Regions from separate parts of the Mus musculus genome. Here regions 1 and 3 are each linked to region 2. Evidence: chromatin loops called from intact Hi-C (ENCODE). Cell type or tissue: gastrocnemius. All regions are shown on one strand. Links, peaks and the distances in the headings refer to the core of each region. The heading gives the core; the rest is flanking DNA.

Region 1 (7,760 bases), core at 1,238-6,237, 59 kb after region 2:
GGCCTTTTCATGTGTCATGATCCTATCCAAAATACCACAGCACATTTGCCTCATCTCCTTGGGCTCCTCTGGGCTTGGACAGTTTCTCTGTTTCTTATTTTTTTTGAAGTGAACTGATCAGGTGTGCTGTAGGCTATCCCTTTGTTGGAAGCTGTTTCTTCAGTGACTAATGTGGACTCAGGAGCTTGGCTATGATGATCACAGAGGTACAGGCATCATTTTGGATCTGGGACAGGCATGGAGGTCAGCACTTGGAAACTGAGACAGTAGAAATAAGTGTTCAAGGATAGCCTGGGCTCCATGAGACCTTGTCAAGGAAGGATGAAAGGAAGGGAGAAAGAGGGAAGGAGGCACATGCCTCTGCAGTCTCAGCACGTCCAGACCAGAGACGACAGATTAAAAGGTCACGCTCGTTGTCTGCTGCACAGTTAGTTTCAGGTCTACTGGGTTACTTGAGACCCCGAATCAACAAAACAAGAGCAGAAACAAATGTGTCAGTGCTCATTAAGAATACATATTGTCCAGAGTGAGTTCCAGGACAGCCAGGACTACAGAGAGAAAGCCTGTCTCAAAAACAAACAAACAAAGAAAACCCACTCCAATTGTCCTTGTGAGTCTCTGCTATTCATGCTGATGTTGGTCACTGGCTACACTGATGTCCCTTAGAAGGTACCCCTACACTCCAACTTGTCAAAAACACGAGGAACAAAATTCCCACTCTTATGAATCAGGAATTATGCTCCTTTGCTGTTACATGGACTGTCTACATGCTTTGTTTATGTTTTAGCTTCGGCTATCTACACGGTTTATTTAGAATTCTGCATGAGACATGTGTCTTTTCCTAGTCATTCATATTATGATGGACTCGTAGGCATTTACTTTGTACTTTGGGATTATAATCTAATATTAATTTATTTTATTTTGTTGGGAGCTGAAGTGATGGTTCTGTGACTGAGAGCACTGATTGCTCATCTAGGGGACCCAGGTTTGGTCCCAGCACCCACATACGGCTGCTAACAACCATCTGTAACTCCAGTCTCAGGAGAAACCGTGCCCTCTTCTGGTCTTCATGGGCACTGCATTCAAATGGTGTGTGTGTGTGTGTGTGTGTGTGTGTGTGTGTGTGTGTGTGTGTGTGCGCGCACTCTGCCTGCCTGTCTATCTTTTTGTCTGTCTGCCTGCAAAACACCCATACCCATAAAATAAAAATAAAGATCTCAAAAAATAAACAGATATGTCTGTTTTAATTATGGGTCTGTGTGTATCACTGTGTATACACATGAATTCAGGTGTCCATAAAGGCCAAAGGCACCGGACCCCCCTTCCTGGAGCTGGAGTTATAGTAAGCCCCCCATGTGAGTGATGGGAGTCAGAGTCGTGTCATCTGGAAGAGCAGTACCCCACCACTGAGACATCTCTCTAGCTGAATTGTTTTAGTACTTTAAAATATTATTTACTTTTACTTATTTGTATGTGTACCACTTATGTAAATGTGCATGGAGGCTGTGGCAGGCGTGGATTCTCCGGGAAGTAGAGTCACAGGCAGTGGGAACCACCTGATGTGAGCAGAGGAACCAGACCCAGGTCCTCTGCAAGAGCATGGGATACTTTTAACCACAGAGCCATCTCTCATGTTTTAAAACATATTTTAAAAGTGTGTGCATGTGAGTGCAGATGTCCATGGAGGCGAAATAAGGGTGTTAGATTCCCTGGAGCTGGGTTTACAGACGGTGTGAGACACCAGACACAAGTACTGGAACAAAACTCCATTCCTCTTCGAAAGCAATGCACATCTTAACCACTGAACAGTCTCTCCAGCTTTGTTTATCTTGAGACATGATCTTGCTATTTATCCCTCAGTGGCCTGGAACTCTATGTAGACCAGGCTAGCCTCAAACTGATAATCCTCTCGTCAAGTACAGGGCTCGGATTACAGGTTTGTGGTATCACTCCTAACTTAATGTTTTATTTATTTTTTAATTAATTAAGTAGTTATATTTTGTATTTATTTTGCTTGGTTTTTTTTTTTTTTTTTTTTTTTTTTTGAGACAGGTTTCTCTGCATAACCTTGGCTGTCCCAAAACTCATTCTGTAGACCAGGCTGGCCTCAAACTCAAAGTAATGCCTTCCTTTGCCTCTCAAGTGCTGAAACTAAAGGTGTGTCCCTCCACTGCCTGGCACATCAAATTTCTAACTGTCACAGAAAAAGGGATTGGAATGTAGCCCAAAGTAGAGTACTTGCCTAGCATGAGAAAAGCCCTGGGTTTGAACCGGGGCACAGAGGAAAACGTCACCTCCCATAGAACATCACATGATGTGCTGTGCGGCTTCTTGGCGTCATATCTCTTCTAGTACACTTCTTTATCTCTCTGTTTTTGTCTTTATTAGGTTTTTCTCACTGGATCTCTGCATATCCAGGCCCCCTCCACCATGGCCAGCCGGGGTGGGGGCCGGGGTCGTGGCCGGGGCCAGTTGACCTTCAACATGGAGGCTGTGGGCATTGGGAAGGGTGATGCTTTGCCCCCACCCACTCTCCAGCCCTCTCCACTCTTTCCTGTGAGTGTCTCCCTTCCCTTCCCAAGCCTCCCATGTGAGCCCCCACTGAGCCATATGAGCACAGAATCCTCCTGGCCCATCTCGAGCCATCTGCACCTTGATTCCGTCTATAGTCGCACCTGCCCCACGGGCGGTGTTTTCCCGGCAAGGAAGTGTTTATCTTCACTCTTCATACCGTCCACTCTCCAGCTCTCAGAATGCCCTCCTCCATCTTCTGGCCTTCCCAATCTTACTGAGAACACTGGATTTTACTTGGGGGAAAGGCCTTTTAAGGTTTTATTGCAGCGCTCCAGACTAACCACTGTACCCCTCAGCCCTTGGAGTTCCACCCAGTGCCTCTGCCGGCAGGAGAGGAGGGGGAGTATGTCCTGGCACTGAAGCAAGAGCTGCGCGGGGCCATGAGGCAGCTCCCCTACTTCATCCGGCCAGCCGTCCCCAAGAGAGGTCAGTAGAAAGCTAGCATAAGGATTCGGGCCTCCTTCTGTGGGCAGTGCCCATGCTAGCACGCTCAGGGCCAGAGAGGCTTAGAAGTTTCCTGTCTAATGGAAAGAGCATTAAATGTCCCTCTGTGTCTGAAATGTATCACCTTACTCGAGATTTTAATTGAACCTCAATCTTGGGGCTGGTGGGACATTAAAGCATCAGCATCTTAGTTCAAATAGGGGGGGTACAAATGAATTTCCAATTCATTAACTGGAGAGACCTTGATGCTGGGCCTCTGAGCACCCCACCTGTGCAAAGCTTTCACCTAGCGAGAGCAGGAGACTGGAGACGGCGGGCGGGGCTGCTGGCAGGCTTGGGAGAATGGTTACTTGCCCTCGGTGAGAAGTATTGACAGTTGATGCTTTTCTACTGAGCCCCTGGGAGCTGAGGGCTCAACACTGGAAGAAGACTTACCAAGCTAACCAGTTAGTGAGAGGGAGACAGAAGACTGAACCCTGGTTTTTATCCCAGGGTGTCCTGTCCAGTGAAGCTCACTGCTTCTCAGAAGAGGATTCTGGGCAAAGATAAGAATAGCAACAAGGCAGGCTGAAGGAGAGGCAAGGCTGACCCCAACTGACAGCTCTGGGCTCTGGGCTTAGAGTAAGGAGATTGATAGATAAGAGGGGCAGACCCTTAGGACAGATGTTCTAAGGTTAAAACTCTAACTCACGGGCTCTACCCCCCCCCCACCCGCCCCCCAGATGTGGAACGTTACTCAGACAAGTATCAGATGTCTGGGCCTATTGACAACGCCATCGATTGGAACCCTGGTAAGTGACTGGCCCCTCCTCTCCGAATGCCCTCCTTTCAGATTCTTTAGGTACCTCAAACTGTCACCTTCCTTTCCTGTACATCTAAATCTAGAGTCTTAGATGTGCTCTGCAACACTCTCGCGTTCTACGTGGAAACCCTATTTGTAACAACAGTGCCCACCTCTCCAGAAGCGTCAAACCTACAATTTTATTCTGAAAAATCTTCAAACCAACCCCCATTCCGTCCTTCCTTTTAAACACTCCCCTCCCCCTTAGCGCCAGCCATCACTCCCAGAAGCCTCCAGCCGGCCAGGGTCCTGCTGATTTTCACTCCCACTCTTCCCAGATTGGCGGCGACTCCCCAGTGAGCTCAAGATTCGAGTGCGGAAAGTACAGAAGGAGCGTGAGTGGATCTGCAGGAGGATGAGGGCTTGTCAGCCGGTGCCACGGGGACCACAGGAGGGCAGCAGACCGCCACATTTTGCTGCCGGAGACCACACGAGGGCAGCAGAGTGCCGTGTTTGCTGCAAGAGGGTGGAGTAGGCTCAGCTAGGATGGAGGGAGAGATGGCTCAGCTGATAAGAGATGCCAGCCACCAATCCACAGGACCCACTGTTGGAAGGAAGAACTCATTCTAACTTCCGCGTGTGTGTCACACACACACGTACACACACACACAGACACACACACACCCCAAATTTAAAACCCCGAAAGAAAGCTAGTAGATGTACTAAGGCCTCTCACTTTTTGATCCTCCAAACAGGGACCACCATTATCCTTCCCAAGAGGCCCCCTAAGAGCACAGACGATAAGGAGGAGACGATACAGAAACTAGAGGTGAGGAGGAAGTGCGATAGACAGCTGGCCTCCCGGTCCCTTGGAGCCCCAGCTCTCCCTGCATTCTGTGAGTGAGTTTCTCTTCCTATTCATCCTCACATGAGACGCTAGAGAAGAAGGAGGAGGAAGTGACTTCGGAGGAGGATGAAGAGAAAGAAGAAGAGGAGGAGAAGGAAGAGGGGGAGGAAGAGGAATACGATGAAGAGGAGCATGAGGAGGTGAGGGGGCTTTGCTCCTCCCCACCCCACCCCTCCTTTCTCCCTTACAAGTTGTAGGCTCACAACTCTTTTTTTTTTTTTCTTTTCAAGATTTCTTGTTGTTGTTTTATTTTTGGTTTTGGTTTTGAGACAGGGTCTCCATTATGCAAGCCAGGCTGGCCAGGAACTCCCCAGAAGCCCCCCTGCTTCTATTTCCTGCTGTTGGGGTTACATATGAGTCTGCCTCCAGACTTAGCATACAAGACTCTGTATGATTGCATACCAAGCGTGTTCTGGTGCCTGAGGAGGCCTGAAGAGGGTCTCCAAACCCCTGAAGCTGGGCGTTACAAGCAGGTGTGAGCTGCCCAAGTTATCTGAACTCCGAAAGAGCAACAAAGGCCTTTAACATCCAAGCCATCTTTTATTACATGTGTGCATGAGTGTGTGTGTGTGTGTGTGTGTGTGAAATGTGTGGAGGTCAGAAGACAACTTGCAAGAGTTGGCTCTCTCTTTTCCCGTGTGGGGTCTGGTTATTGACCACAGGTCCTCTGGCTTAACAACAAAGGCCTTTTGTACTGAGCCATCTCACTAACCCTGGGCTCTCAACCCTTACACGGGAGACATTCTCAGAGAGTTGCAGTGCCACCAAAAGCCTTTCTCCAGTTCATCTATCCCTGACCTATCCTCAAAACACGGAACATGGCGGGTGATATGGCTCAGAGGGCAAAGGGGCTTGCTACCAAGCCTGATGACCTGAGTGCAGTCCCCAGAACCCACAGAGTGGAAGGACTGACCCCTGCAAGTTGTCCCCTGACTTCCACATGTGCACCAGGGCACACTTGGACACACACATATAACATACATATACAGGCAAACAAATACTTTAACTTGTATAACATGGAGCAGGAGTGACGACTCTTGGTTAAGAGCGCATGCTGCTCTTCCATAGGACTCGAGCTCCACTCTCAGCATCCACATGGTGGCTCACAACAACCGGTGACTCCAGTTCCCGGGCATCTGACGCCATTGTCTGGCCTCCGAGGGTTCTAGCACGAAAGCAGTATACACATACATGCAGTCAAAGCACCTATACGCATGAAAAGGAATGAATGTAACAGCAGGTAGAGGTGTCCCAGACCTGGAAAGGTGTGTGTGAGAAGAAAGAGCCTGGAGACAAAGAGAAGAAAACTCTGACATCACCCCTGATCTTTGCTTCTTTTTACATTTCAGGAAACTGATTACATCATGTCATATTTTGACAATGGAGAGGACTTTGGAGGGGACAGCGATGACAATATGGATGAGGCCATATACTGAAAAACCTGGGCATAGACTGAAAACCTGGGCCATAGACTGAAAACCTGGGCCCATATATCATTCTTGATTTGAGATACAGGAACTAAATATCCCTATGTACTTAGGGGTTTTCCTATTTTTGTTATTTGTTTTGTTTTGTTTTGGTTGGTTGGCTTGGTTTGTTTTTTCCAGACAGGTTTCTCTGTGTAGCCCTGGCTGTCCTGGAACTCACTCTGTAGACCAGGCTGGCCTCAAACTCAGAAATCCGCCTGCCTCTGCCTCTGCCTCTGCCTCCCAAGTGCTGGGATTAAAGGCATTCGCCACCATGCCCAGCTTTGTTATTGTTTTTTGAGAGAAGATCTCATGTAGCTCAAGCTGGCCTGGAACTCGGTATGTAGCTGAGGCTGGCCTTGAATTTTGGACCCCCCCCCACCCCCCCAAGCCTTGGGATTACAGGGACGCGCCACCACAGCAGACTTACTAGCATTTACTTCTGTTGAGAAAAAATTGGTTAGAATCCAGGTGACCTGTGTGATCCCTGGGGGCTGTGATGCGCAGCCGTTGACAGTTTAGGGGAGACTTGGGGTGGGAACAGTCAAGAGGAGTAAGGCCTGTTTTGTACTTTTAAATAAAATGTTTGTATCTGTCTAACATGTCTAACAGAGTGATGTGTACTGGGAAAGGGCCGGAGGCAAGGCTGAGGGGGTGTCCAGTCAAGCCATTCTTACCCCTGCCACGCCCCCTTTCAGAGGACTGAATTTACAGCCATGCAAATGCTAAACGGGTGTTCCATCACTCAGCCATGCCCCCATCTCTTTTTATATATTTGCTTTAGAATTTTTAGGCAGAGCTTTTGCTAAGTTGCCTAAGTTGGCTTTGAACTTAACCCTGTAGCCCAAACAGGCCTGAAACTGTCTCAGCCTCCCTAGCTGTGGTCCCAGGTCTGTGCCACCAGTGTCAAATCTCTGCGTGTCCAGTGTGACACGGGTGTGTGTGTGTGTGTGTGTGACCGCCTTGACCCTTGACCTTTACTTCTCAGCTCTCCCTTGGAGGACATTCAGGAACTCATCTGCAATGCTGTCTGAAAGCAGCGCTGGGGAAAGCATAGGCTCGCCCACAGACTACCCTAGCCTTTGGCCTCCAGCAGCACAGGGACATGAGCCTGCATAGTCAGGCACATTTACCAGGACACCAGCCCTCTCCTTTCTCACACTTGACCTTGATGGTGTCCTTATTTACAAAGAGTGATTGCAGCTATTTTTGTGCAGGGAGTCCAGAAAGCCAGGGGCCGGGAGAGAGGAGTGACTCACTGCTTTCAGCTTACCGTCTTCCAGGACCTGGAGAGCCCACTTTGAAAGGCATATTTAGGATCTCCCTAAATATACTGTTCTCTACAGACAGCCGGGGTGTGGCTTGCAGCTCCTTCTTTTTTGTTGTTCTTTCCTTTGTGGAATTAAGTTAGCCTTTCTCACTCCACTTTGGGGAGGGGGTAGGCGGTGTTATCTTCCAGGAAGTAAGGAGGGTGGGGAGGAAGGGAGTGATTTAGGGACACTCAGCTCTAAGAGAGGCTTCCTCGCCCACACAGCGCTCCCTTGGGTGAGGTCACTTCCCTGGCCTCTGATTGGCTTCTAAGGAAGGC
Region 2 (7,760 bases), core at 1,871-6,870:
CCAGTGGGATGAAAAGGTCACAGGCATTTCTGAGCACATCCAGCAAGAGAGGGGGATGACCTCGAAGGACACGAGCCAGTAGCAGGATTCGGAGCCGAAACTTCAAAGCCAGTTGTGGCAGACTTCCTCCTGGAGTCCCTGGTCCTCCAGGTCCCACAGTTTCTACTCCTCCTGAGACTCCTACTCCAGAAACCTTCATTCGCCTGCTGTAAGCTGAAGTCTCTTGTTCCATCAATAGGCGAATCTCATAAGCATCACGGCTCAGATTCATGATGAGGGAAAACAGATAGTATCTGAGACACACAGGGAAAATATGTGAGTTAGAAAGAGCACAAATGTCTACTGAACAATTCTTCTCATAGACTGGAATGGGATTCCACATTAGAACACCAGAAGTGATTGCTATACTCCACTACTAGAAATGTCCACGCTGGGGCTGAAGAGATAGCTTAGTCGGTAAAGGCACTTGCCATCCAGCCTGAAGATCTAAGTTTGATCCACAGAACAACTGACTTCCCCAAGTTGTCCTCTGACTTCCACAGACACATTAATGTACTTACATGTACCCACATACCCAATATAAACAACCTAATATATTAAACTACATATAAGAAGATGAATAGATAAATCACTACTTTTAAAGCTTTATTTATTTATTATTTTATGTATATGAGTGCACTGTAGCTGTACAGATGGTTGTGAGCCTTCATGTGGTTGTTGGGAATTGAATTTAGGACTTCTGCTTGCTTTGATCAACCCTGCTTGCTCTGGTGGGCGCTTGCTCCTATCAACTCTGCTCGCTCAGTCACTGCTCACTCTGGCGCAAAGATAGATTTATTTATTTATTTATTTATTTATTTATTTATTTATTTATTATACATAAGTACAATGTAGCTGTCTTCAGACACACCAGTAGAGGGCATCAGATCTCATTACAGGTGGTTGTGAGCCACTATGTGGTCGTTGGGATTTGAACGCAGGACCTTCAGAAAAGCAATCAGTGCTCTCATCCACTGAGCCATCTTGCCCAGCCCGATAAATCACTTTTTAAAAAAGTTTAAAAAAACATATATCTTGGACTGGAGAGATGGCTCAGTGGTTAAGAACACTTCTCTTCCTGAGGTCCTGAGTTCAGTTTCTAGCAACCACATGGTAGTTTACAACCATCTATAATGAGATTTGGTGCACTCTTCTGGTATGCAACCAGAACATTGTATACATAATAAATAAATAACTCTTAAAAGTGGGAACCCCTAGAAGTGGGAATGTCGCTCACTGGTAAGAGTACATGCCTTCCATGCACAAGTCCTGGTTTCAATATCAGCAACACCAGAAAAGAACTGTCCTTTCTTGACAACATAATAGGTTCAATACATCTGATACAGAAAGACTCACGATCTCACTTATGAGTTAAATCTAAACAGCCTAACTTACCAAAGTATGGAATAAAACTGTGGTTGCCAGGATTGGAGGGGACAAGAAACAGGAAGACCTTAGCTAATGGGACAAACATTCAGTTCGTTCTATATATCTAATGTGGTGACTACAGTTAATATATCAGTTAACATAATAACAGTTAATATAATCATGGACTTGAAAGTTGCTAAATGGGTCATCGATTGATCTCAGCACATGTTCTTATCATTAAAAAGATGTCACCATGAGGTTATGAGCATTTTTAAAATATTTATACTATGTATATGGGTTTTTTGCCTGCATGTATGTCTGTGCACTATGTGCATGCCTGCCACCCAAGAAGGCCAGAAGAGGGCATGAGACCAGCTGGAACTGGAGAAACACTGGGGTTGAGCCGGTCCCCTCTGGAAGAAGAGCTAGTATTCCTAATTGCTGTGTCATCTCTCCCACCCCATTAGAAGGATGCTGCACTCCTGACTCTGGTGATCACCTCACCATATACATATACAAAACACCACACTGTATGCTTAAATTCATATAATTATATCTCTGAAATAATAAAGAAAAAGCAACTTTCCTGCCAGTCTACAATGTGCTTATGTGCACCTTAAGGTCCTGGTTTAAAATTTATGAGTCATGAAATCTGCCAAGATCAACTCCAAATTCCGTTTTTGAGACAATCTGTCTGATGCACCACACTCTGCACTGGAGAGATGGCAGTGGTCATGTGCTTGCCATGCAAGACTGAGGCCCTAAGCTCAGATCCCAGAGTCTATGTCAATGCTGGTAGACATGAAGACAGGGACTCCCAGAACAAGGAGGCTAGTCAGACTAGCATTGTGTAGGTGAGCTCTGGGCTCAACTGAAAGACCCTGTGTCGATGAATACAGTGGAGAAAGACAGAGGGAAAATTCCAAAGCCAACCGTGGGCCTCTAGATGCATACATGTGCCCAGACATTTGCACACACTTGTGCAAACACACACACACACACACACACACACACACACTGAGGGAAAAAAATACACTTAACTTGACCCTAGTAATGCAAACTATTTTGAAAGCACACATTTAGTTGTACAAGAGACACATACAATCTCTGAGTTCAAGGCCAGCCTGGTCTACAGAGGGATTTCCAGGACAGCTTAAGCTACACAGAGAAACCCAGTCTCAAAAAGCCAAAAGACAGAGGACAGAGGGGGAAAGAGAGAGAGAGACAGACTGACAGAGACAGAGAGGAGACAGAGAGAGACAGGGGAGTTAGTATTAGAGTTAGTTACAGGCTGAAGTGGTGGTGCATAGCTATGATGTCAACATTTAGGATCAGGACTTCAAGGACAACCTGAGCCACATGAGACCCTGCCTCAAGAAAGAGAGAAGAAAACATACTTATACAGACTTTAGATCCAATCTCTTAGAAAAAAAAAAATCAAAGAACTCTGCAAAGGTCCAGATATATCCAGTAACTGCTAGAGATACTAGATTATAAATTTTTAAAAATTTTTTTAAATTTAAGATTTATATTTCTTTCATGTATATGGGTACACTGTCACTGTCTTCAGACACACCAGCAGAGGGCATCGGATCCCTGTTACAAATGGTTGTGAGCCACCATGTGGTTGCTGGGATTTGAACTCAGGAACTCTGGAAGAGTAGTCAGTGCTCTTACTCACTGAGCCATTTCTCCAGCCCCGATTATAAATTTTTAAGCAGAAAATAAATATACTTTTTGGAACAGAGTCTTACTCTGTAGCTCTGGCTGACCTGGAACTCACTATATAGAGTAGGCATACCTCAAATTCACAGAGATTCCCTCTGCCTTTGCTTCCTAGTGTAGAAATTAAAGGCCTGCATCACCACACTTGGTCCAGCTCAAAACTTTTTACATTTTTGTTATTTTGGTTTGAGACAGGATGTATTTCACTATGTGGTTCAGGCTGGCCATGAATTTTTTTTTCCTGTCTAAATCTTTTTAGTGTTGGGATTGCAGGTATACATTAGCTAAGTCTTAAAGCCTGTGTGTGTGCATTTGTGTGTGTGTGTTACAAGGTATGCATATACAGAGGTCAGAGGTAGACATCAGATGCTCTCCTCTACTGTGCTCTGCCATGTCCTGAGGCAAGGTCTTTCACTGAACCTGGAGCCCCACTTGTCGGATAAGACCCTGGCATCCTCCTTTCTCCACCTCCGGGCAGCGCAGTACCAGGCTCTCGGGCATGAGCAGTGCACCTGACTTTATGTGGATGCTGTGGATCCTTGTGCTTATCTGCAACAACCACTTTTCATGACTTAGACACCTCTGCAGCCTGTTTTTGTTTTTAATCTACTCTAGCTACAGAGTCTCTCTGTGGCCATTCTCGCCCTACCCTGACTGCTGCTGTTGATAAAGAAGCTAGGAGCATGAATGTAAATCACAGCATTACATCTGCTCTTAAAAGTATCCACTTCCCCTCCTTTTTTAGTTTTCCGAGACAGGGTTTCTCTGTGTAGCCCTGGCTGTCCTGGAACTCACTCTGTAGTCCAGGCTGGCCTTGAACTCAGAAATCCGCCTGCCTCTGCCTCCCAAGTGCTGGGATTAAAGGCATGCGCCACCACTGCCTGGCTCACCCTTAGTCTTATCTAATAAGAATCAACCCTAGATACCTCAGCTACACCCTTAGCCCTTTAATGTAACCATGTATCATTCTTTTCATAATCACTAAAGCCGTGTGTGTGCACATGTGTGTACACGTGGCATGTGTGCATGTGCGTGTGTGTATGTTCCTGTGTGTAGATGAAAGTATAGGCAGGTACACATGCATGTGCCTGAGATGGAGACCAAAGGGACAAGCTCAAACCCAATTCCTGGTACTGCCTACCTTATTTCTGGAGACAGGGTTTCCCACTGGTCTGTTTGCTGTTTGTTGTGAGTGATTATCTGCTTTAGGTTTTTTATTTAAGATTTCTTTGTTTTATGTATATAGTTTAGCCTCAGGTACCATGTCTTGTGCACCATGTACATGCAGTGCCTGCAGAAGCCAGAAGAGGGCATCAGAGTCCTTTAGAACTGAGAGTTACAGATGGTTCTGAGCTGCCTTGTGGGTGCTGGGCTCCTAGTGCTCAAGTTCTGCCAAGTACAGAAGAGGGGGTCTCCTGCGTCTGCCTTTGCATCAAGATGTCTCTCAGCTCTTCCAGCACCATGTCTGACTACAGGCTGCCATGCTTCCTGCCATGATAATGGACTGAGCCTCAGAAACTGTAAGCAAGCCCCAATTACATGTTTGCCTTTATGAGAACTGTCTTGGCCGTGACCTCTTCACAGCAATAAACTCTAACTAAGACATCAGGTTTGCTGGTTTTTACTCACTGGGTCATCTTAAACTTTATGTTTCAAGGATCAGGCACCACATTTGTCTGGCTTTTGCTTAACCTCCTGGCCCATAGTAAGAAACCGAGAAACGTTTCTGGAAAATCCAAGCACAGTGAGAGTGGCACGTGCTTATGGAGTCCCAGCTGCTAGGGTGGCCAAGGTCGGAGGATGCTTCTAGGAATTCTGTAACAGCCTGAGCAACAAACCAAGATTTCATCTCTTTCATGTGTGGAGGTACAACATGCATGGGTATATACGTATATGTGTGTATACACATATGTGAAGCCCAGAGTTCAACCTGGGGGTCTCTCCTCAGGTGCTATCCACTTTGTTTTTGAGACAGGATTTTCTCACTTGGCCTGGAACTTGCTCATTTTCCCAGGCTGGCCGGCCAGAGAGCCTTAGGAATTGTCCAGTTTAACTCCACACTGCTGGAATTGCAAGAATGTGTCAGTATGCCTGGTTCTTGGTTTTGTTTTCTTAACATGGGTTCTGGGAAATCAAACTCAGGTCTTCATGCTTATAGAAGAACTGTGTTATCTCAGTCCTATGGGACCCCGACCCCATTATCGCAAAAGAAAAAGAAGCTAGACATGGTATCACATGCCTGTAATGCTGTCCTAGAACCCGGGCACCTAAAGCAGGAGAATCCTAAGTTTCAGGCAAGACTGGGCTACATAGTGGGACCTACCTAAAAACAAAACAAAACAACAAACAACAAAAACACCACACAAGATGACTCAGCAGGAAAAAGGCATTGTCACCAAATGTGATGACCTGAGTTCAATCTTGAGATCTAAGTGGTGGAAGGAGAGAACCAACCCTTTCAAAGTGTCCTCCATACAGAGTGGTAATGCCACATCCCTCAGAGAAACCCTGTCTTGAAAAATTAAAAAAACAACAAAAAAAGTAAACAAATAATTTACAGTCAGTTCATCCATGGAGGATCAACTTCAGGATCTTTCCCCCTGCTCGCCCATCCAATTCTACCCAAACCCACAGCTGCTCAAGTCCCTTAGATAAAGTGGTATTGCATCTATACATACTCCACACAATTCTCTGTATCCACCTCGATTGTTTATAATATTTCATACAATATATGTGCAATGTTTAAGGAATAACGACACAAACAATTTTCATGTTTAATTCAGATGCACTTTCCCCTCAACATTTCCAGCCTGTGGTTGCTTGAATCAGCAGATGTGGGAACAATGGGCGTGAAAAGTCATTGTACACTCAAAAAAAAAAAAAAAATCCTGAGACCCCTCTGTCTCATATATAGCAGGTTATGGACCAGGAGGATGGAAGTGGAGCTGGGCCAGGAGGTGGAAGCTCTTGCCACGCAAACCTAATGGCTTGAGTTTTATTCTCAACCTGAGTTTGATACCTGGAACTCACAGTAGGAGAAAACCAGCAACTGAAAGCTGTTGTCTGACCTACAGATGTGCAGCACCTACAATAGTAACTTTTATTAATGTAAATATATGGGTCTAGAGTGATGGTTTAGTGGTTAAAAGCACTGGCTGCTCTTCCCTGGGACCTGGGTTTTGATTCCCAGAGCCCACATGACAGCTCACAACCATCTAGAACTACAATTCTGATGCCCTCTTTTGGCCTCTGCCAGCACCAGGCACACAAATGGTACACAGGCATGCAGGCAAAATACCCATATGTGTAAAGCAAAATGTTTACTATTACAAGCGATGCAAGCTTTGCAAGCTTTGCAGAATGAAGGCTACACATAGTCTTGTAGGATAAAAGGAAAACCAACCTGAATGAACGCTGTGCCCACTTTTCCTGGTCCACTCGGGGAGCTAGCCCAGACTTTCCAGCCCATAGGACATTGTCACAGGCAAAGTACAAGGCTCGGTTGAGGTGACTGACAGTGATGCAGAATCTCAGAACGACATCTGACAGGTGCACAGCCCTTTTGGCTGACTCCAGGGCATCTGTTGAGTTCCCCAGGCGTAGCACTTGTAGAGATTAACAAGGGAAAGCAAGGGTTTGAAGTCCAGAGGCAGGGGTGGGGGTGGGGAAGAGAAAAATAAAAGTTGAGCAAGCAATAATAACATACAGGAAGAAAGAGTAAAAATAATTTGTTCTTTTTCTTAACTTCCAATCGTAATTCATTTTTGTGCCAGTTTAGTGTTCTCGTGCCGTGTTTTTCCAATCAGTGCTAACTTCCTTATACCTGTTCTCTGACCTCAACTGGAGGCATGCAGGAGAGTGGCAAATGATGGCGAACTGGCAGAACGGGAGGAGAGGCCATGGGCTACCAGCTGAGGATGATAAGAGGAAGGTCTGCTTTACTTACACTTTCGTCCGAGGCTCAGATGACCCTCCAGTTGTCGAATCTGTTTCTGTAACTCGGGACTAGCCCCATGTCTCTGCAAAGCATGGCCGAGAAGGGAACAGGCATACTGGGCGGCCCTGGAGGGGAGGACACGTAGAGTAAGGGACAGGCCTCCCTAACCCCTCTGCCAACCATATCCTCCGTGGGCTGGTGAGGCGGTTAAGAGCACTTGCTCTTGCAGGGGACCCGGGTTCCACTCCCAGCACCCACACGGTGGCTCATAACTGTCTGTAACTCTAGTTCCAGGGATCCACCACTCTCTTCTGTCCTTTGCAGGCACTAGACACACATGTGGTACACATACATTCTTGCAGACCAAACACTCAGACAAATAATAATTGGTAAACAAAAACCCCACCAGGGACACTTCCTCGGTTTCACACCAATATCTTTCCATTTTTTTCCTCAAAGCCAGGGGAAGGGAAAGACATGCGAGGAAAATAAAGCCTAGAAGATGGTGGAGAGCACTCTTTGGAGTTAAGAGACTAAGAGTTTTGAAAATGATGAGGCCTAAAGTTTAGGGCCAGTAAGCAGCCCGGGGTTCATCGCAGACGTCCACACTGCGATTTTATACATGAAACACGACAGAGGAAGATCTAGTTGAAGGGCAGATTAGTTCTCCGGGTAGGTAAACTAAGAGATA
Region 3 (7,760 bases), core at 1,690-6,689, 92 kb after region 2:
CTTGTCCTTTTCACCTGGCTGACGATTAGCAGTGCTTTCTTTCTTAGCTTGTGTTTGAAAGAAAGAAAGAGAGAGGGGAAGGGAGGGAGAGAAGGAGGGAAGGAGGGAGAAGAGACGGCTCAGGGGTTAAAAGTACTGACTGCCTTTCTGGAGAACCCAAGTTTAACTCGCAGCTTCCACTCTGCTCACAACTGTCTCTAATCCAGCTCCAAGTGATCTGACGCCTACACACAGACATACATGCAGGCAAAACAACAATGCACATAGAATAAAAAAATAGGTTATTTTTTTAAAGGCTGCAAGCTGTGGGTTAGGGCACGGGGCTTTAATTGTGACACTCGGGAGGCAGAGGCAGGTGGGTGTCTGGAAGTTCTAGGCCAGCCTGGTCTACGTAACGAGACTGTCTCAAGACAAAACTTGAAGACAGCTGATTCTTACTCACAGTTGGGCAGCAGAAGCGTGTGAAGTGAGAGAAGAACACGGTGGTTGGAGGATGTCACTTGTCTCTGGTCATCCATAGCTTGCCCCACACCGTCTGACGTATGGCTCAAGTGCCTGTTCTCTAGTGCCTCTCTGAGCCCTCAAACGGTCAAATACCGCATCCTTCGCAGTTCTCTGCGATTTCTCCAAACAGATTTAACTGGAACCTTGGAATCCTGGTGGCAGGCTAAGCTCCTCCAATGCATATGAATAGTTTTTACCAACTCTGTAGTGCCTGCCTCTGCAGTGCCTGCCTCTTGTCTCTAAACAGCTCCTCTGAGGTGTGAACCATATTATCATATGTCCTAACAGTTTAGGGATTTCAGATTTTTTTTTTTTAATTCAAAAAAGCATTTGTTGAACAAATTCCTGCACGCAGAGGCCCAATTCCCTCGGGTTGGAAGGACTGACTTCAGAAATCTTAAAGAGTAAGTGTAATTTCTGTACTGGGAGGCTGAGGCAGGAGAATTGCTAGAAGTTCAAGGCCAGTTTGGGACAGAGTGAACCCTTGTCTTAAAACAGGAATTCAAAAGAAGGATCGCAAATGGAGAGGCAGTATCTCAGTTTGTAGAGCACTGCCTACCATGAATGAAGTCCTGGCTTCGATCTCCAGCACCAGAGTAGACCTGTTGGCCTATGCCTGTCATCCTAGCACTTGGGAGATGGGAGGCAAAGAGTCAGAGTTCAAGGGCATCCTCTGAGTTCTAGGGCAGCCTGGACTTCAGAACTATTTTAGCTTCTAGATTCTAGCCTAATCAGCTAATGTAACTTAGGTTGGCTTTGAAAAAGTAGTGATTCCCCTGCCTCCACCTCCCAACCACTACAATAAGAAATATAAGGCACATTTTTTTTTTTAAAATATAGCAGTGGTTTTCAACGCTCCTAATGCTGCGACCCTTTATATAGTTCCTCATGCTGTGGTGACGCCCAACCATAAAATTATTTTTGTTGCTACTTCATAGCTGTAATTTTGCTATTGTTATGAATTGTAATGGAAATGTCTGTGTTTTCGATAGTCTTAGGCAGCCTCTATAAAGGGGTCATTCAATACTCAAGTGGGTTGGGACCCACAGGTTGAGAACTGCTGGCATAGCCCACTGTGCACCCTTCTGATTGTCTGTAGACTTGGCTGTGACAGAAGCAGGACTGTGGATTTCCTCATGAAGAGAAAATACCGCCCCCCCCACCCCCCATGGCCTCTTTCTGTTTCAGATGATTTAATTTTAGCACAGGGCCTCCAGAGCTCACAGAGAGTGGGGTGAGGGGAAGAGAGACCGGAGACTGATGAACTTAATTTAAAAAGACATAAAGAATTGTGTTCGTTGTATAAGTATTTTGGCTGCACGTATGCATAAGTACCATGTACATGACTGGTGCCTAAAGAAACGTACTGTTTGTATGCTACTAAAAGTAATAAACAAACAAACAAACAAACAAAACAACCAAACATTGACTGGCTATGGTGTGAATTGGATTTCCTGAAACTAGTGATGCACACCTTTAATCCCAGCACTCAGAAAGCAGAGGCAGTTGGATCTCTCTTAGGTTTGAGTTCCAGGAAAGCCAGGGCTACATAGAGAGACCCTGTCTCAAAAAACCAACAACTACATGTGTAATTGATAAGTCTGTGATGGTGGCCTTTACATGGAGTCCCAGCAGAGGTGGAGGCAGGGGGATCACCTCTTGTTGGCAGCCAACCTAAGCTAAGTTTCAGAGCGGGCTCCAGGCTCCAGTGTAAGACCTTGGTTAAAACAAACAAACAAGTCGGGCTGTGGTGGCGCACGCCTTTAATCCTAGCACTTGGGAGGCAGAGGTAAGCCGATTTCTGAGTTCGAGGCCAGCCTGGTCTACAAAGTGAGTTCCAGGACAGCCAAGACTACAGAGAAACCCTGTCTCGAAAAACAAAAAACAAACAAATATGTACATATGACTTAGGTTAATGCTTCAAGGTAGGAGATGCTCTATATTAAAGACAGGTGCATGAAACCCTTGGTCTTAAAGACACTGGTTCTATGAACTAATCACAGAAAATGTTCTCAAGACAGCCTTGATATGTGTGGATAAAGACACTTTGTAATATTAAATCATGTGTGTGTGTGTGTGTGTGTGTGTCTGTCTGTCTGTCTGTCTGCCTGTCTGCTGTTTGGTTTTGCTTGTTTGTTTAAGGAAAAAAAAAAAAAAGGATCTCTTGCTCCACAGGCTCACCTTCACCTTCACTTGCCACGTAGTAGAGGCTGGCCTTGAACTCCTGACTCTTCTGCCTGCTAATCATTAGGAACTTAAGTGCACTCCACCATACTAGGCCAGTTATTTATTTATTTTGTTACTTGTTATTTTTAGTGGCACACAAACAATAGGTTTCATGATGACATTGGTATAACAAGATATGACACATATCTTGTTGTATACCCACTACTGTTCCTTGTCTGGGCTCCTCTCCTTCTTCCACATAGGCCCCCTTCTGCTCTCATCTCATTAATACACATGCATACACACACACACACACACACGCACACACACACACACAGACAGACTGTACATACAAGAGGCCATACATGAGTTTTATTTCAGGAAACATGTAGTTTCACTGCTATGTGGTGGTGATAAATACTTCGTCCTGAGAATGGGCAGGAACTGAGCAGTCTTGGCTTCTAAAGCTCTGCCGTTGTCCTGTTCCACGTTGCTGCTAGTTTCCTGACACTGATTTTGAGAACAGTGATTACACAGCCTTTCTCCCTGAGATGGAGGACGAAACCTGTTACGATGCATGGATGGATAGAGTAGGGAGGGAGGTGTTGCCTTGGTCTGTGAAGAGATTGAAGCCTCAAGTTTCAAGGGTCAGTGTAGTGGTGCACACTTTAATGCCAGCACTCAAGAGGCAGAGGCAGGAGAAACTGTGAGTTCTAGGCCAGCCGTGGCGACAGTGTAAGCACCTGTCTTTAAAACAGGGTTGGCGGTAACAGGGGAGGACTGGAGATGTGATGGTGACTGAGGGGGGACTGGGGAGGACGGCTGAAGATGGAGATTATGTGTTCAAGCCAAGGTAGAAATGTCTCACTCCCAAATGAGATGCAATGTAGTTAAGAATTACGTTGCGTGGAGTTGGAGAGACGGTTCAGGGATTAAGAGTATTGCTGCTCGGGCAGAAGACAGGAGTTGTGTTCGCATAGACAACTGTGTTGTTCCCGCATCCAACCAGTGACCTCTGCTGGCCCCCAGCGGAATTACATTCACATCCAAAAACTCACAGTCAAGACGTCCACAAAATTTAAAGAAAATATTTTAAAACTCTTCTTTAAATCATCAAGATAAATATAAAAATGTTAAAAATAAAAACTTTTTAAAAATTACTCTATGTTACGTGCGTTCAGAAAGCAGCCCTCCTCAGGCCCCTCTCCTGAACGGTTCTCAGCTCCCAGCGCTTTCATCCAGCGTCCTGGTGCGCTTTCTATTGCTGGGATAAGCACCTTGACCGAAAGCTACTCGGGAAAGAAAGGGTTTCTTTCAGCTTACATTTATAGTCCATCACTGAGGGAGGGCAGGGCAGGAAGCTGGAGGGAAGACTCAAGCAGAGGCCATGAAGAAACAGTGCTGAGGGCTTGCTCCCCATGGCTTGCTCAGTCTGCTTTCTTATACCACTCAGGGCCACGTGCCCAGGGCTGGCATCGCCCACGTCAGTTATAATCAAGAAGATGTCCTGCTGACTTGCACACAGACCAATCCAATGGAGGCATTTTCTCAATTGAGGTTTGTCCTTCCCGTTTGACTCTGGATTGTGTCAAGTTGACAAGAACTGACCACTACATCTGTTTGCTTTGTTTTGTTTTTATTTTTTCTTTGCTGATGCTAGATTAGGTTAATGCCTCATTGTAGGAATGGGCTGAAATGTATCTCTGTCCATTTCTTGATATATCTCATTTGATGTGTTTTGTCTGTTTTAGATAGGGTCTCACAATGTGGCACAGGCTAGCCTGGAACTTTAGTTCTGTCTTCTAAAGAAAAGAAGAAAATAAAACTATATATGTGTATGTATGAAATAAAACATATTAGCTTAGGACCTTGTATAGTGGCACAGGCTTTTAATCCCAGACAGAGGCAGGAAGCTGTCTGTGTATCCCTGGCTGTCCTCAAACTCACTCTGTAGACCAGGCTAGCCTTGAACTTACAGAGATTCAACTGCCTCTGCCTCCAAAGTGCTGGGATTAAAGGCATACAGTTTGTTCCTTTTCAATGAGGGTTACTTCTGAGTGTCAGGGGGATCTCCTTTATGGGTTGATATGATCATGAGTCACCCGGATATGTTCAGTGACTGAGAATCCACAGCTAACCTGTAAGATGAGCATTGATCTCTGCGTTTTTAAGCATCTGCAGCAAAAATTCAACAATGGTTTCAGCCAATGACTGAGCAGGCCTCAAGTCTAACCAGAAAACAGTTTGTTACTCCCTAAATAGCCACGACGCTATTGTAGTAGAGTCTGCATCTTACTTAGAAGGTCAGTGTTGTAGATGCAGGGTCCAGCATGAGACCTTGGATGTCATTTCTTCCACAGTGGCCTGCCTGCTGCCTCCTGGCACCATGGAAGCTAGAAGTTTGCTGCTCAGTTCTAGATTGATGTCTCCATGGTGTGCAACCAGGATGTACGATGTCTTCAGTATTGCTGTGTGACCAAGAGCCACGGCAGTGTCTGTTTCACTGGGGTGGAGTGGAGGCTCAGACACTCTTTTAGAAGTTGATTTTTTCTCACTGGGTGGTGACGGTGCACGCCTTTAATCCCAGCACCTAGGAAATAGATGCTGGTGGATCTCTGAGTTTGAGGCCAGCCTGGTCTACACAGTGAATTCCAGAAGAGCCACAAAAGCTGTCAGGAAGGAAGGAAGGAAGGAAGGAAGGAAGGAAGGAAGGAAGGAAGGAAGGAAGGAAGGAAGGAAGGAAAGAAAACAAAAAAGAAAAGCAGAGTTGCCAGTCTTCTTTGGGTAACTTTTTAGTCATTAGTGCCACCTGCTGACAATTTGTAAAAGTGGAAAGTCAGAATTACTGGTCACAGGTGTGCGTGTGTGTCTGTGTGTGTGTTTGTGTCTGTGTGTGTGCATGCTCAGTTTTTGCTTTAAAAAACTGTAGACCCTTTTATTGGATATGATTTTGAGAATGACCCACTCTGGAGAATGAAAATGGATCTTGTGATAACAGTAAAGTAGCAAGCATACCCAGGCAGTGGTGACACACCTTTAACCCAGCACTTGGGAGGCAAAGGCGGGCTGAGCTCAAGGTAAGCCTGGTCTAGAGAGTGAGCTCCAGGACAGCCAAGGCTACACAGAGAAACCCTGTCTTGAAAAGCTACATAAAATAACTGTTCTATTTTCTTTCCCTGCCATTTTGCGATTTTCCTAAGTTTGTTTGAACGCCCCATTTTTTTTTCTAGCCCATTCACCAAAGGAAGAGGAAAATGTGGACCAACATTTTTCTTGTTTCTTGTTTTTGTTTTGTTTTGAGATGGTATTTCTCTGTGTAGCCCAGGCTGTCCTGAACTCACTCTCTAGACCAGGCTGACCTGGTTCTCACAGAGCTCTGACTTCCTTTGCCTCCCGAGTTTTGTGATCAGAGGTGTGGGCCACCGTGCTGGGGTTTCCCCACCCCCTTTAAATGGCAACTTTATTTAGGTGTACTTGATTCAGAGTAAGTTGCACACATTAGCAGGGTGTAACTTTATGAGTTGTAATATATGTGTCTGCCAGCCAGGCACAATCTCTGAGTTCAAGGCTGGGCTGCTTTACAGAATGAGTTTCAGAACAGCCAGAGTTACATAGTGAGACCTTCTCTTGAGAAACAACAACAAAATGTATATATGTGCATGTTTATGTCTAGGAAATGATTGGCCCATCAAGGTAATGAGTATGTCACCACCCCCAAGTGTCTCTCTTGCCTCTCTCCTTCTCTCTGGCTATCTGTAGGCATTTAATTGACCGTCCATGACTTTTTGTCAGTTTGCATCTTCTCCTTTTGTATAAGAGGAAGAAAATAGTAATAGAGTAATTATACCCCCCATGGAGCCCAGCTGTCAATGGATGATCCTCCCAAATGCTGGAATTCTAGGTTTGTGTCAGCTTGCCAGACCCCATTTAATTAACTTATTTATTGAGTCTAAGTTTCCAATGTTGACCTTGAACATTTTTGAGATCCTCCTGCTTCAGCTCCAGCTATCTGCCCTGGTTTTGATGCAGTCTGTCTCTTGGTGTTGAAGTGGTGGGACTTGCAAGGGACAGACCATAGTGGATAGCTCTTGATCACTGTCAAGCTCTGCAATTTGGAAAGATTGAGGTAGTTCCCAGGGGGCCTGGTTAGTTCTCACTAGAGCAACTTTCTATAAGAGAAAGCCACCCTTAGAATTTGGTTCATTTCTAGCTTCCCGTCCCTCTGTGTCTGTCTCTCTCACTGCCATGACAACATCTACCATGGTGTCCTTATCAGAGCCAAGTCATTGCTGGTGCTCAGTTAAACAAGCCTCTTTTCTTTATGAAGTTATCCAGTCTCAGGCACTTCGTTATAGCAACAGAAGGCAAGGCTGCAGCAGATTTCCTTCACCGTGCACTATCACGCTGAGATGTTGCCATGCCTTCTCAGACTTTATCACTTCATGCTACTGCCAAGCCATCATAGCAAGCACAGATTGTCTGCCCCTTACCTGTTGATGGCTGTTTCTAATCAGTTTCCTCCTAATTGAGACATTCCCTTCTGGAGGAGGTAGGGAGCTCCAGAAGCTAATAAAAGGTATGAGGTTTTAGTTCAGAAGTTTCTAAATGCTGGGCAGTGGTGGCACACGCCTTTAATCCCAGCACTCGGGAGGCAGAGACAGGCGGATTTCTGAGTTCGAGGCCAGCCTGGTCTACATAGTGAGTTCCAGGACAGCCAGGGCTACACAGAGAAACAACAACAAAAGTTTCTAGATGCACAAGGCCCGAGTGTCACATAAGCAGTGGCAGTTGCTAGGGAGAGGAAACTTGCAGAAGTGCCTGTAGGTTGTTCAGTGAGATCCAGGCATACAGTTTTCACATGTTGTCACCCATTTAGGGCCTGGCTTCCCAGGGATGTGACAACATTTGAGTCAGCCATGCTCCTGCCTGTGATCCCGTTAAATTCACCATTTTCCCCCAGCCGGGTTTGGATGGTGTCTTCCTTGCTCCGTCATGGTGTCCCATCTGGAGAGAACAGACGTTTGTTTGCCTCCTCTCAAGAAAAGTCGCACGTGGGTGGACATGCGACTGCTTTTGAATCAGGAGCAGGA

Evidence for each region. Hi-C counts contacts between places; a loop is a spot of excess contacts. Peaks named below come from ENCODE experiments on the same cell type or tissue, not always from the same donor. Only the 100,000 strongest peaks of a DNase experiment are listed, where the experiment ranks them.
Region 1: it touches region 2 in a loop (4-fold over the local background); 20 of 42 quality-filtered maps call a loop at or near these places.
Region 3: a loop joins it to region 2, with 5 times the contacts of the local background. A loop is called at or near these places in 36 of 42 quality-filtered maps.

What each region holds. Positions count from the first base shown.
Region 1 is chr3:96,576,884-96,584,643 of GRCm38, reverse strand. Polr3gl (polymerase (RNA) III (DNA directed) polypeptide G like) reads left to right here. Exons shown (of 8, transcript NM_027241.4): 2 at 2,389-2,556; 3 at 2,871-3,000; 4 at 3,741-3,809; 5 at 4,138-4,194; 6 at 4,555-4,628; 7 at 4,733-4,846; 8 at 6,056-6,772. The coding sequence starts at 2,431. The coding sequence ends at 6,142. Among named protein-coding and RNA genes, the nearest start is that of Polr3gl, 13 kb to the left of the region's middle. In gastrocnemius, for the core only: no CTCF peak of the experiment used is centred there; a DNase peak (open chromatin) is centred at 4,278; H3K4me3 peaks cover 1,549 bases; H3K27ac peaks cover 2,441 bases.
Region 2 is chr3:96,636,108-96,643,867 of GRCm38, reverse strand. It overlaps Pex11b (peroxisomal biogenesis factor 11 beta), which reads right to left. Exons shown (of 4, transcript NM_011069.3): 2 at 7,079-7,194; 3 at 6,536-6,737; 4 at 1-293. Among named protein-coding and RNA genes, the nearest start is that of Pex11b, 4.6 kb to the right of the region's middle. In gastrocnemius, for the core only: a CTCF peak has its summit at 4,441 (motif pointing right); a DNase peak (open chromatin) is centred at 4,446.
Region 3 is chr3:96,543,485-96,551,244 of GRCm38, reverse strand. No RefSeq gene overlaps it. Among named protein-coding and RNA genes, the nearest start is that of Txnip, 11 kb to the left of the region's middle. In gastrocnemius, for the core only: CTCF peaks have their summits at 3,692 (motif pointing left) and 5,481 (motif pointing left); DNase peaks (open chromatin) are centred at 3,685 and 4,075; H3K4me3 peaks cover 323 bases; H3K27ac peaks cover 1,347 bases.